Linked DNA regions of Homo sapiens: region 1 is linked to region 2. A link is a contact called in ENCODE Hi-C or POLR2A ChIA-PET data. All regions are on one chromosome and are shown on one strand. The core of a region is the stretch at or near the end of the contact, and the rest is flanking DNA. Distances in the headings are between cores, read along the strand shown.

Region 1 (6,497 bases), core at 3,383-5,882, 36 kb after region 2:
AATTTTGCCATATGCAAGCATGTGACCTTGAACCATTCCCGTAGCTTCTCTGAGACTGCATTTCTTTGAGTGCAGAATGGGACTGGACAATGTCAGCTCTGCTTCCTCTCAGGGGAAGATGAATGTATGAGAGTAGGTGAAAGTGTTTCCACTATGGGTTTTGTACTAGGTTGTCAGTACCGCTCTGCTAGGAGTCATGGTCACAAGCTTCCCTCTCTGGAGTTTTCCAGGATGCCCCTCCAGTGGGGATGGCCGCCAACCCTCTTCCTCTCCTGGGTCTCACGATTACTTAGCAAGCAGCCTCCCTCCATGAGTCAGGACAATAAGGGTTGGGCATCTTGAGCTAATCAAGTGACATTAGAAAAACGGAAATAGCCGCCTGATTATGATTTAACCGAAGTAAAAATTCTTATAAAACTATCTCTGAATCATGTTTGCATCACTGCTGATAAATCATACCAGGCGGAAGCCGGTGCATGTGACTGACCACGGGGACTCACTCTGTTGCAGCTCCACCTCCAGCTCACTTGTACCCCAAAGACACAGGTTCTGCAAAGCAGATGGGCCATGTGGAAGCTGTTGTTCCCTCAGCGCCTCCTGGTTCTCCTTCCTAGTCCTCATCCCAGGGTTTTAGAGTTAAGAATCCGATAAGCAAATGCACACGTCATTTAATCTCAGAGCTGACAGAGGCCCACAAGATCGTCTAGAAATTTACACCCCTGAACATGAACATGAAAACAGCTGAAGGTTCTGCCCCATCAAGAATATGGAAGGGTTTCAATTAACCACATTAACAAGCCACAAGAATGACATGGAGTGGCCTTAACATACTAAAAATGAACCTGTCTCATGATCAAAGGATATTTCTCTTCTGTTCCTGGGACAAACAAATGTTTTGAAGTCAACTAACAGGCATACACAAATGAAAATTAGTATCTGTAGTTTTCAAAACACTTTTTGCAGATCAACTCATTTGATGTTGAATGGTTGGGAGCAGAATTTATATTTATTGAAAACAGCATGCGCCAGCCATGTCGGACTTGTTACTGAACTTAATTCGTAACAGCAGCAGCTAATCATAGGTATTACTGGTCCTATTTTGCAGTTTACAAAACCAAGGTTTTGACAGGTGGAATAACTCAATGGGTTCATTGTGGCCTCCCTACCTCTACTGGGCTCTTTCCCCACAACCTCTTCTTCTTAGAGACCTTTGATCTTGGTGCATCTGTGAATTACACTGTGGCTTCAGAAAATAAAACATTTTGCAAATTAAGTCAAGGTAACACTGAAAAATGTCAGCTCCCTTCCTACACTAGGGTTTCATTTCTATACTGTAAGATCCTTCCATAGTGAACAGTCCCACATTCTCCCAATCAAGGGCTAATTATCTCTGGCACCTTGTTAACCCAGAGGTGTGGCAAACCAAGAAAGAAGTTCTCTTTTAAGAAAGTTCCAGGCTGGGTGTGGCAGCTCATGCCTATAATCCCAACACTTTGGGAGGCCAAGGCAGGAGGATCACTTGAGGCCAGGAGTTCGAGACCAGTCTGGGCAACAAGGCAAGACTCTCTCTCTACAAAATAATTTAAAAATTAGCCAGGCATGGTGGCGCACACCTGTGGTCTCAGCTACTCGGGAGGCTGAGGTGGGAGGATCGCTTGAGCCTGGGGGAGATGGAGGCTGCAGTGAGCTGTGATGGCACCACTACACTCCAGCCTGGGCAACAGAAGGAGACCCTGTCTCAAAAAAAAATTAAATTTTTTTTTTTTTTTAAAAAAGCTCCAATTTTGCCCTCAGTAGAGAAAACCTCAGACCCACCACTAGAGCAAACCTCAGACCCACCACTAGAGCAGAGATTCCTATATCATCTCATTATTTGCATGATATTAGCATGCTGTGTTACCAAATCCATTGTCATTCCCCTCAGCAACTACCACCACCCATACCCCTTATTTTCATGCTATTCAGTTGCCTCCTTAAAGGGAGAAGTACAGAAGCCTCATCAGGAAAACAGAAAAAGAACAGAAAAACAAAATCAGCCAAGTGAAATCTGCTGGAGACTTTGTCCTCCTTAATCCATCATGAAAGTTTACTTAACTAAGATACAAATCCCAAAAGGATTACACATTCCATGTTCTGTCATTCTATCTGCCCCAAGTTCTACTGATATTCAAAATTATCTTACCAAAAAAAAAAAAAAAAAGAGTTTGGAACATAAGCAAATACAACTCTAAACCCAATCTGGGAAATTCTTACTTGCTAAATGCTCACTTGCCTAAAAGCCACACAAATTGTATTTCAATCACTGCAGCCTCGTCATTATTCTTAAAAGATTTTGTCAAAATGAAAGCATCAAAATTTAAACAGACAAAATTAACCTCCAAGTTTCATGTTTGTTTTTAATGACAAATATAAAAATAAATTTTAAGGCAGCACAACTACCTTACCTACTTCAGCAGATTAAGCAATTGCCAACATAAAGGAAATTGTTGATCAGAAATTCCATTAGAAAGACAACACCAAAATTCAGTTTTAGCCAGCATTTTCAGGAAAATTTTCATTCATACTAGTAAACAGAAATACAAAGCAATATCCGAAAGAAAGTTGAGACCTTGATACTTTTTGTCTCTCACAATGTTTACAGCTTACAGCTCAGCAACAGCCAGGGTGGAGGAGGAAATTCCTCTGTTCACACCCACCTGCCATTGATGCCTTTTTTAAGAGGACTGTGCACAATGTATTTTAAAAAATCTATTGTTGGGTGAAGGAGACTCACATGTTTTCTTCTTCTGGCTAATAATGCATTCAATTGCCTTGAAGTCAATGAACTCCTGCGTGGGAAATACCAAGCAGCAGCCAAACAGGAATAGATTAAGTAATGCACCAACCAGACGATGTGTTTGAAACTTACATTCTAGAAGACCTTTCAATAGTAAAATACTTCATTCAGCAAACCTTTTCAATTTCACTTTATTTGTAACTTTACAAAGTTTTCTTAATTATCATTGTTAGAAAAATGAGAGTATTTCAATATTTGAGATTTAAATAATCTAAATATGAAGTCCTTAATTGAGAGATCAGCCATGATAGCACTGTTCTCCCAAGAGAATGTAACCTGGCATCCTACTCTCGGTAATCTGCCCAGAGTTGGAGAAAGCTAACTCCCTCCTCAGTTCGATAAAACAGACTAACGTTAGAATGACTAATAGTCATTCTCCTTCCTCATTCTCTATCTTCCCAGTGCAAAGAAAGCCAGGCCATATTTATTATTATCTATTATCTGATAAAACCAAATGAAGAGCTCTCTCTTTCCTTGATAATGAGTCTCTAGAACTGAATACTTCTTTGCTAAAACTATCATAATCTGAAAAGGAGGTAAAATAGGAAAGGCATAACAGGCATCATGAATACCTGCAAAAACTGCAGCAAACAGATACTAAAGAGTATCTGTGGTCATTAAAAAGACAAGAACAATATATTAAAAATAGCCAAAATGTTAGTGGGCAATATGTTATCTCCTTTATATTTTAGTACTGAGTTCTAACCGTGTGCCAGCCTGTTTCAATCTTTACCTACTTTTTTTTTTTTTTAAGAGACAATGTCTTGGTCTGTTCCCCAGGCTAGAGTGCAGTGTTGTGATCATAGCTCACTGCCACCTTAGAACTCCTGGGCTCAAGGGATCTTCCCACTTCAGCCTCCCAAGCAGCCAGGACTACAGGTGTGCACCACCATGACCAGCTAAGTTTTTAAATTGTTTTTAGAGACAAGGTCTCACTATGCTGCCCAGGCTGGTCTAGAACTTCTGGGTTCAAGTAATCCTCCTGCCTTAGCCTCCCAAAGTGCTGGGATTACAGGCATGAATCACCACGCCCATCTTTTACTTACATTTACTCACTTAATCCTCTCAACAACTCTATGAGGTAAGTACTATTATCTGCGTTTTACAGATGAGGAAACTAAAGCTTACAAAGGTTCAATAATTCACCCAAAGTGACAAGGACAGGAAGTCACAAAGCCAGGATTTCAGCTTGGGCTCCTTAACTCTGCTTTAAGTCCATACTCTCTCTAAGCCATCCTCTTCCAGAAACTCCACACCAGCCATTTTGCAAATCTACACCTACGCTCATAGGATACATCTTAAAGTGTTGTCTCATACAACTTTTGCACCATGATTTACTTTTTCATGTATCTGTTCTTTGCATCTTTGCTAGGGATAGTGAACTTCTCCAAAGTAGGGAACTGGGGAACTCTTTTGATGCCTGGAGGACCTCATAGATGGATTAACCTCTCAAAAACAAGGGCAAGACAAAAGGTGGAAGCAACCCAAGTATCGAATGAATGAATGGATATACAAAATGTGGCATATAAACACAATGGGACATTATTCAATTTTTTTAAAGGAAGGAAATTGTGACACATGCTATAACATGGATAAACATTGAGGACATTATGCTAAGTGAAATAAGCCAGTCACAGAAAGACAAATACGTGATTTCACTTATATGAGGTTACTAGAGTAGACAACTTCATAGAGACAGAAAGTAGAATGGTGGTTGCCAAGAGCTGGGGAAGAGGAAAGAAGGAAGGGATAGTTATTGCTTAATGCATACAGTTTCAGTTTTGCAAGTTGAAAGAGTTCTGTGAATGGATGGTGGGGACGGTTGCACAATAATGTGAATGTACTTAATACCACAAAACTGGACACTAAAAAATGGTTTAGAGGGTACATTTTACATTTTATGTCACACAATTAAAATGAAAAACAGGGCAGGCACGATGGCTCACACCTAAGACCCCACACTCTGGGACACCAAGGTGGGAGGATCGCTGGAGCTCAGGAGTTTGAGACCAGCCTGGACAACATGGTGTGACCCTGTCTACAGAAAATTTAAAAATTAGCCAGGCATTGTGGTGCACACCTGTGGTCCCAGCCTCTCAGGAGGCTGAGGTGGGAGTATCGCTTGGGCCCAGGAGATCAAGGTTGTAATAAGCCATGATTGCACCACTGCACTCTAGCCTGGTGACAGAGTGAGACCTTGTCTCTAAATAAATAATGATAAATAAATAAATAATAAATAACAGACAAAAAAGGACAACAACTAGAACAAATGTCTACAGAAATGTCTTAATGTCTACAGCCATGCCTCCATGGGGCTGTCAGGCTGCTGTCACGGAAGTGCAGGAAGCTGGCCCTCCACCAGAAAGTCATCCGGCTGGTGTGACACCAAAGCTTACTGATGGGGACAAGCCATTCAACGCTGTCACTGCTATGTTTCCACAGCCTTGCAACCTGCAGGTCACCCTCAGAACAAGCCCTTTCTGACAGCTGTGGAAGCAAGAGGAAACATCAAACTCCCAAGAAAGTATGTCTTTAAGACCTCAGCCTCTTCCTGTCTCATAGGCTGGTCCTGTGGAGGGCCCTGATATCTGGTGCGCAATGCCAGAAGACAAGTCCAGGCATCCATCATTTCCCTTATCACGGGGCCACCGAGGTCCCAAAAATAATGAATGAGGGGTCGTTTCCACCTTGGAAATGTGCCAAGTCCACATCAAATTGCAAAGGAAACAATACTGAGAAGTGTGACAGCTTGGGATTCCTGCGATGACAGAGGTGGGACAATGAAGGAACTGCCCCAGTTCCGGGGCCAGAGAGCTGCCGTGGCAGTAAGAAGCAGTTCAACCCCATATCCTTCTCTTCAAATCACAGTCCTGTGGCTTCTGCTGAGGACATACCACTAACTACACAGGCTTGAACTCCTGGCTTCAAGCAATCTTCGCATCTCAGCCTTCCAATGTTCTGGGATTACAGGCGTGAGCCATCGTTCCTGGACTCACTTGAGCCCTCAAACACTTTCTGAGCCAATTCACTGCTGGGTGCCTAGGACCCAATGTGTTCCAGACCGAGGCTGGGCTAGGAGGTCGGACAGGAGAGGCACTTCCGTCTTGGGAAGATGAGCATACACACTACTAGGGGATTCAAGCTGAATTTTCTCTTTGGCTTCCAAAAATCGCCTTCTATTAACATTTTTTCTATCATAATCAATGTCTTCGTTTACTTCCACTCCTTCCTCCTCCTCCTTAGGTAGGCAGCCAGGCTTTTAACTCCTTGCTTCCAGGATCTCATATCAAGGAGATAAGATTTTTCTAGAGTTTTGTAAACATCTAAGCCATCAACAAGATTTGCAAGGTGTTCTAGAAAAGCTCCTTACCCCCTCCACCCCTGGGTGTTTCACTTTGGTCCGTGGAAGCTCCTAAGGGAACTGGCAAGGCTTCAGAGAAGAGGGGCTCCAGGTTCCCAGACTTACCAAGGATTTCCCTGACCTGTCCCATGCCTGCATGAACTGGTAAAGAGCCTCAAATGGGATGAACTGTGTGCACCCCTACCCCAACCCTTGCTCCACTTCCTATGTTGAAGCCCTAACCCCCAATACTTCTGAGTGTGATGGTATTTGGATACAGGGTCTTTAAAGAGGTAATTAAATTAAAATGAAGTCTTTAGA
Region 2 (7,133 bases), core at 3,109-5,608:
GAAAAAGAAAATAGGAGCACTACATTAGACAGGATAAAGTGCGTATATATATATAAAACAGCCTAGACTGCCTTGCTTTATTGGTCAGACGCTTCTTTTCTTACAACATTACATTTAATTCCAAAAGACATTAGAATGAAAATCACATAGACTTAAACGCAAAATTAACTAGCTGAGGGAGCTTGCAAGTCTAAAAGGATACTTGTAATAAAGTCAGTTTTCTGTGGATATGCCTGCTGATAAATTTTATGTCCACTCACATTAAAAAGAAAAAGAGAGACCTACTTCCCTACAGTAAAGAGCAATGAAAAATAGTGGTACTTAGGCATCTCATTAGCTCTGTGGGTTAAGCACCAATGAACAGCAGGATATAATTAATAGGGTCAAATATCAGGGGTTTTAAATGGATTAATTTGTAGCCACCAAATGGACCTTATTGAAAATTAACTCCTAATTATTTCTAATGACATATATACAGTATGCGTGCACATGTTGGATAAGTAATGGGAGTCCTTTAAAATCATCACCACCTAATGTCAGTGACAAAACCTGCCCAAAACTTTACAGAAAGATGCAGCTTCTATCAAGTTCACTGAAGTTAATTCAATTCCCAAGTAGGATCTACAAAGCAACCAAGTTTTAAGTAGCAATAATATAAACAACTCTATGTTACCAGGAAACTATAACGTGGGAGCTTCAAGGAATGTATTATGTCACAAGTTCACTCTGCATGCTCTTTTCTGGCAAAAAGTAACCCAAGGGCTTTCTTGCAAGCCAGTCTAAAAAGAAGACAGAGAACATATGCGTTTGAGCTTCTGATTTATTTGGCCTCTAGGTAAAACTCTTTAGAAAACTAACCATTAAAACATATACAGAGCTCTGCCTGAATTAACAGTCTAGAAAGGGGTTCTAGCCTCGTCCTCTGGCCAACTTTGTTTCTCCTGTAAAATGGGGTTACTCTGTAGGATGACACTATATAATCTAAGAAATAATACCACTTAACCTGAGTCAATTTATCAATCTATTAACTAATATCTCAAGTCTGGAGCTTGAGTTCTAGAGAGAAAAGTTCGAGGTAGTCTCTGGATGCATATGACACACCTGTTACCATTTTGTGTTTCTGTAACTCCAGGAAGATAGAATGAATGCTTTGAAGACTTCAGCAGCTTTATGAGATAGCTTGGAGCTATCATCATTACGTTTCACAGATAATTACACAAAGTAGAATTCAAGGTTTGAAACATTCTTACCAGGTGCAAACATCTCAAGTGAGTCCAGGTTTTAAAACACATTCCAACTGAGCGAAGAATCAGGTTTTGAAACTGGTTTCATTCCACATCTGTGAGCTTTGGCAGCCCTCTATCTTGAGTCTGCCTTCTTGGAATTCCTAAGCTTGGCCCATTCTGCTGATCCCAAATATTCAGGTCTGAGGGGTTTCTAGGCCAGTGAAGCTGATAAACTAAGGGTTTATACTAGCTATAAAAACCATCCTTCAGAACTTGATAAGACGAGGTCTCCAGGGTGCTAATGCTTATTTTTCAAGTCACTGGAACACAAGCGAATTAACTGTTAACTGTTTTTACCATGAGTATGTATTGGGAATGCAGAGATTCAAGAACTGCCCTTACAGTAGCTTCCAGTAAGGTACGATTTGTGCTGTGGGAGAAATCTTAAGCATGACCTCATCTGGACCAGTTTCAATTTAACTTTCAATTTGTTTGGGGCTAAACATCTGAAATCCCAACAAAAATCTGGACAGAATCCAGTTTGCGACCAGATTGAACTCAAAATACGATACCTTACCCCCCCGCCCCCCCAAAAAAAAGCAGAAATCTTGTAAGTTTCCTAGGCTGTTCAGTTGCAGACAAAGAGGAAAAAGTAGAACTGTGTGGCCAAGTGACAAACAAACCAGCATATGGGGAACTCCCTGGGGGGCACTCAATAGATTCCACTGTTCCTGGAGGCAAACCCTTGACTGGTCCTAAAGAAGATGTGGCTGACACTCAAACCTGAAATGTTCCAGGGATCACAGCATAGGCCAGAAGACGGGGCAGGTGGATCCACGTTCACGTGGCCAAAAGAGAAGTCTGAACAAGAAAGAAAGACAGATAGATATGAAGGATCTTTTGCCAACATAGCAAAGAATTTCTCTCTGTTCAAAGAGGCTCTGGGAACAAAGGCCCATCTAATTCTGGAGGTCTTGGCCTCAGATAGCATCTCAAATCTCAAACACAAATAAACCTGGTAGGGCAATGTATGTGTGCCACATGGATTCAAAAAAGGACAAAAATTCAGGATAAAAATTCCAGGTAAAGTAGAAAAATCAGCCAGAGGAAAAACTGCAAAGAAGATTTGTAGCAGCAGCCATACTCTACGTTTTAATTCCTAAGTAGAATACACATGAGGTCAAAGATGAAGGATTTATCAAGCTGAATCTTTGGAATTCCCCTCTTCTCTCCTCAAAGAGTCCTCCACAGGCTATTAACACTAAGAATGGCCTAAAAGTGTGGAAACTTGAAGTGAGAGGTGACATGCTCTCCTTGTAAATTTAACACCACCACTAAGAAATGTAAGCTGTTCACTTGCTTAGTGTCTCACTTGCTGCAAGGTTAGCACAAGCTATGCAGTGACTATGAGCTTGAGATCTGAGTACTGTGCTTGGCTTGGCTTTATTCATTCATTCACCAAGGCAACTGAATACCTACTGTGCTTCAGGCACTGTGCTGGGCATCGGGGACACAGGGTGGAGACTAGGCATAGAGCTGCCCTCTCAAAATTTATTGTTGTGAAAAAACAAAACAGAATTACGAACAAACGTAAAATTGCATCTATGAGAAGCGCTCTGAGAGTGCCTACAATAGGAGAGTTTGGGCTACTCAGGGAGGTCAGGGGAGGTTTCCATGAGGAAGGGAAAGCTGAGCTGCCCTCTGAAATCTGGGAAGTGAACTAAGTCACAAAGGGTGGGTAGAAGGCTGTTCCAGGCAGGAGAACCAGCATGCAGAAACCCTGAGATGGGAGTGAAAGAAGTGAGGACAAGAGAGGACAATTAGCAATTGAAGCTGAAAATGCAGAGCACACACAAAACTGTCCTGCAGAGGCAGAAAGAGGCTGGGATGTGGCATCACTGGCTTCGGTGGCTAGGATGGGGTAAGGGGCTCGAGGAGGAAGAAGAGTCTGAAAAGGCAGATGGGGCCAGATCATGTAGGTTTGGGTCTTAAATTTTAAGTGTCATTGAAAGAAAGCATAAGGGATTGGGCTGGGGAATGACGTGGTCTTGTTTTTCTGTCCTAATAGTGACTTGCTGGTCTACCTAAGCCTCCACAAGTCTAGGAGTTGAGCATCTGTTTCACTTGTACTGGGCCCTGGCAGTGCCCAATGGGGAGGGGAGGGGAGGGGAGGAGTGGAGAGGAGGAGAGGTCCAAGCAAGGACTTTGGGATAACAACTCCATGGCCCCAGAAAAGCCAGGCCTAAACTAATTTATTTACTTTTGAATGTCTCATCTTTTTTTCTTGGCTTAATCTTTCAAAATCCAGCTCTGGAGGTAACACAAACAAAAAACATACAAGGTCAACAACACTGGAGGACAAATATATTCTCTGCTTGATAAAGTTTATACTCTAATATTTAATACATATTCATAAATCCCTGTATTATTTCTGAACACATTACATCTAACAGCTCAGTAAATATTGTCTAGAATACAGAAGTAAGCCTAATCCCATTAAGCACTATTCCATTAATAAGGATATTCCTGCTTTAGATGGTGTCAGATTAGCAATGGAGGCTGAAAATGCAGAGGAGACACAAAGCCGTCCTACAGAGGTAGAAAGAGGCTGGGATGTGGCATCAAGATCAAACCAAGATCAAAAACTGGTTTCAAATCTTGGTTTTGCACCTGTTCACTGTTAAGACAAGCTGCTGGACCTCTTGGAGCCTCAGCTTCCTTATCCGAAAATGAGACAAGAGTGTGGTCCTTGGAGTGTCACAGTGCTAAATGAGATCACATATGCAACATGCACAGTGCAGTGCCCATCAGCAGCAGCTCTCATGGTGGTAGACGCATTGGTGGTGGCAGGAGTAATCTGGGAAGACATCCACAGCTCCTTGGGGACCAGTGATCCAACAGGCTGCCTCGTAAGTGGGTCATATGTTATATCCAAAAGGAAAGGGAACAGTGAAAAGGAAAATGTTTCATACAGAGGATTTCCCAGATTAACCTCAGCTGAAATTCCCTTACTTACATTTGAAAGCATGCAAGCAGCTGCAGATGGTTTCAGGCTGGCCCACAGAAGCCAGCTGTGTTTCCCCTCCAGAGAGGCCGTGGGAAATGACAGCAACAGCTGCCCAATGATGTCCAGTGAAAAAAGGCGGCCGCTGTTTGCACCTGAAAGCACGTGGCTTTCTTTGTCTGCCTTGGCCTGGGTTATCCATGGAGATGCGCTGATACATTTCCCTAACCTCTACTTGTCTTTCAGCCCCTGAAAGCGTGTGACTACCTTTGTCTGCCTTGACCTGGGCCATCCATGGAGACTTACTGATATTAATATATTTCCCTAACCTCTATTTGTCTTTCAAGCAGATCAGAAAGTAATGAGGGAGAGAGATTAACTCCCAGCAAAGGTTCTGGCTACACTGATGGGAGTAGGTGGCTAAATTTCTGGACATCCACCCTTGGACACTCAGGAGTGGAGTGGAGGGTGCAGGACCCCAAACACACACAGCAAACCTCCCAGGAGCAGCCCCACATCCTGCGTGTCTTTTTAAAATTTCTGTTTTGGCAAGTTTTGATCCCTAACAGGAGAGAAAAGGCTGAAGCGGGGATAAGACCTGGTAAAAAGACACACACTTGTGCAACGGACCCCAGATGCATTGCAGAGGCTTGGTCTCAAGACCAAGAGCTTCAAATCCTAGAAGCTCTCAAGGGCTTCAAATCCTAGAAGATGTTCACTCTAATCTCTATTCACATTTATCCTATTCTAGATTTCCAGAAAAAATCTGAACATCACTTTGATACCAGGAGGCATCCCATCTTGGCTCTGGGAACATTCTCCTCCAGGCACTCACCTCCCCGGAAGCCACCCTTGGCTCACTCAGCAGAGGCCTCAGACTCTTGCTGAATCCACAGACCAGAATCTTCAAGTCAGCTGGGGGAATCCACCCCTTTTCCAAGTTGAGGGGGGTTTGGGCCAATGTCACATGTCTTTGTCATGTGCCCACTGTAAGAATATCCCAGGAATTGTAGTAGTTATCCAGAAGGATCTCTACAAAGACAGTTGACACAAATTCTAAACACAATCCCCCTGATGCAAAAGAGCCCAGCTGGCCTTCAAGGGGTCGGAGAATAATTTGGGGTTGTTACATATCAGAAGCCAGGTGACATGGTTTCCTGCCTTTCTTAGATACAAGGAGCTTTCCATCTGGGACATAGCAGAGGACTGGCCGTTAAGCCTTCCATTTCCAGTGGCCTTTCTCAGACCCCTACCTCACCCCATGTACACAAAGGCCTTTGTGGGGGAAGGGAATCACCATCTTATAGGAACCAAAACCTGAGCCCATTTTTCATTAAAGGCTTTTGCATTGCTATGATAAGCCACCTCTGTTGCTTCCCCTATGTGACCAAGAAAAGACTAGGTTCAGAGACAAACGCTGAAACATGTAGACAGATATCAGCTTCCTTCTAGAAGTGCAGGGGGTTGCTGCACGTGTTGTTACCACTGTCTCAATCTTCCAGGACGGCAGCAAGGCAGCCTTCACCTTTTCCTAAGCCCAATAATACCCATGCTGCCTTTTTAAACCTTTGCTTGGGTTAAGGTTGAATTTCTTACCCTTCATAAATCAGATGTATAATAGGCTTGAGGTTGTTTGCTGAAAGAAATCTATTCTCCCATTCTCAACTTGATAAAATATTTATGTTTCTATATATATATATATATATATATATATATAGACACACATACATATGCATATATGTTTAAGACACACACACACATATATATATGCATGTTATATGTGTGAATTGAATAATTTTCCTCTGACCACCCCCTCCCCCTCCAGCTCTCGGCTCTCAGAGCTCAATTATATGCCCCAGATGCTACAGTCCTAGAAAATGAGAAAGGAGGGAACAAAGCTAAAAGGTACTTACAACTGGCTTTGTTCCTACTCACAAGAAATACAAATCAATTGAAAGCCCTCTCCATCATAAAAGCGCAAACTGACTATGATTATTACCTGCCATGTCCAAGCAGTTACAGGGCAAGCTATGTGGCCACTTTTCATTTTTCAAATTTTGTTTTCTCGGGACTCCTAAACTGATTCATGCAAAGCAAATGAGATTTCATAATAGACTTTGCTACAATTCCACCCCCTGGGGGCAACCTATTCATTAAATGTCAGTGAGGTAATGCCACCCATCTGCTAGGAAAAGCCTGTGCTGTCTGGGCTGCTGAAAGAAAACGTGCTTCAAGTTCATCTTAGGGAAATGGATGGGCTGGCAGCTTGTACCTTCTTATGTATCCTTCCAAAAGATAGTTGCTCAGACCGCCCAGAAAAACACCTCATTCATAGCTGCCTGGAAACTTGAGTCATTTTTTCCTGATAGCAATTTCACTGGTTCAGGGAAAGCCTTTTCCCTTATCCTAAGTACCAGATGTCAGTAGAAGGAAGAAATCCCAGAAGAAAGCATGTGGCAGAGAACACACAGCAAGCTGCCAGGAGCAGAAGGCTGCAGGGTAACTCTGGATGCACCATGGTTTCTATTTCTACAGAAATTGATTCCGTAGGAAAAACAGCATTACATTTCTAAGGCATTCCTCTCTTCTTATATAGCCTAGATCTTTAGACATGGCTGTGAAATCTCAAGAATGAGTAAGATTTTCTTCCCCATGAAGACAAAATTTGTTATTAGTTTTTGGTAGTGGTGGTGAGCAGAAAAATCTTTAAAGACTGTCCCTGTCTTGCAATAAGAAGTGAACATTTTTAAATGCCAAAAACAGGGGAATTGAAAGTAATCACTTAACTGAAAAAATCTAACTGAAAAATATGTGTTTTATATCCAGAGCTGGGGGAAAGAGGAAGGATGGGGTGGAAATGTTGGCCTGCTTTTCATATAGTGAATTTATATAGGTTATTTGTG

The links. A loop is a pair of places that touch in the nucleus more often than their neighbours do. ChIA-PET counts read pairs that join two places held with the same protein, here RNA polymerase II (POLR2A). Pooled maps may share reads with other maps.
Region 1: a loop to region 2 is called in a map of kidney, with 4 times the contacts of the local background. The contact joins two enhancer-like sites. A Hi-C loop is called at or near these places in 6 of 168 maps with a recorded cell type or tissue (GM12878, IMR-90, endothelial cell of hepatic sinusoid and 3 more), 13 of 37 single-sample maps with no recorded cell type and 9 of 50 pooled maps. POLR2A ChIA-PET finds 5 or more read pairs at or near these places in 6 of 52 experiments (Caco-2, GM12878, H1 and 3 more).

What each region holds. Positions count from the first base shown.
Region 1 is chr9:110,063,791-110,070,287 of GRCh38, reverse strand. All of the region lies in intron 7 of PALM2AKAP2 (PALM2 and AKAP2 fusion), which reads right to left. Among named protein-coding and RNA genes, the nearest start is that of C9orf152, 140 kb to the left of the region's middle. RefSeq lists an enhancer at 1-1,148. Within about 2 kb of position 4,632, at least 5 of the 41 ENCODE cell types and tissues checked have a DNase peak (open chromatin) inside an H3K27ac peak, as active enhancers do.
Region 2 is chr9:110,098,866-110,105,998 of GRCh38, reverse strand. All of the region lies in intron 7 of PALM2AKAP2 (PALM2 and AKAP2 fusion), which reads right to left. Among named protein-coding and RNA genes, the nearest start is that of C9orf152, 110 kb to the left of the region's middle. Within about 2 kb of position 4,358, at least 4 of the 41 ENCODE cell types and tissues checked have a DNase peak (open chromatin) inside an H3K27ac peak, as active enhancers do.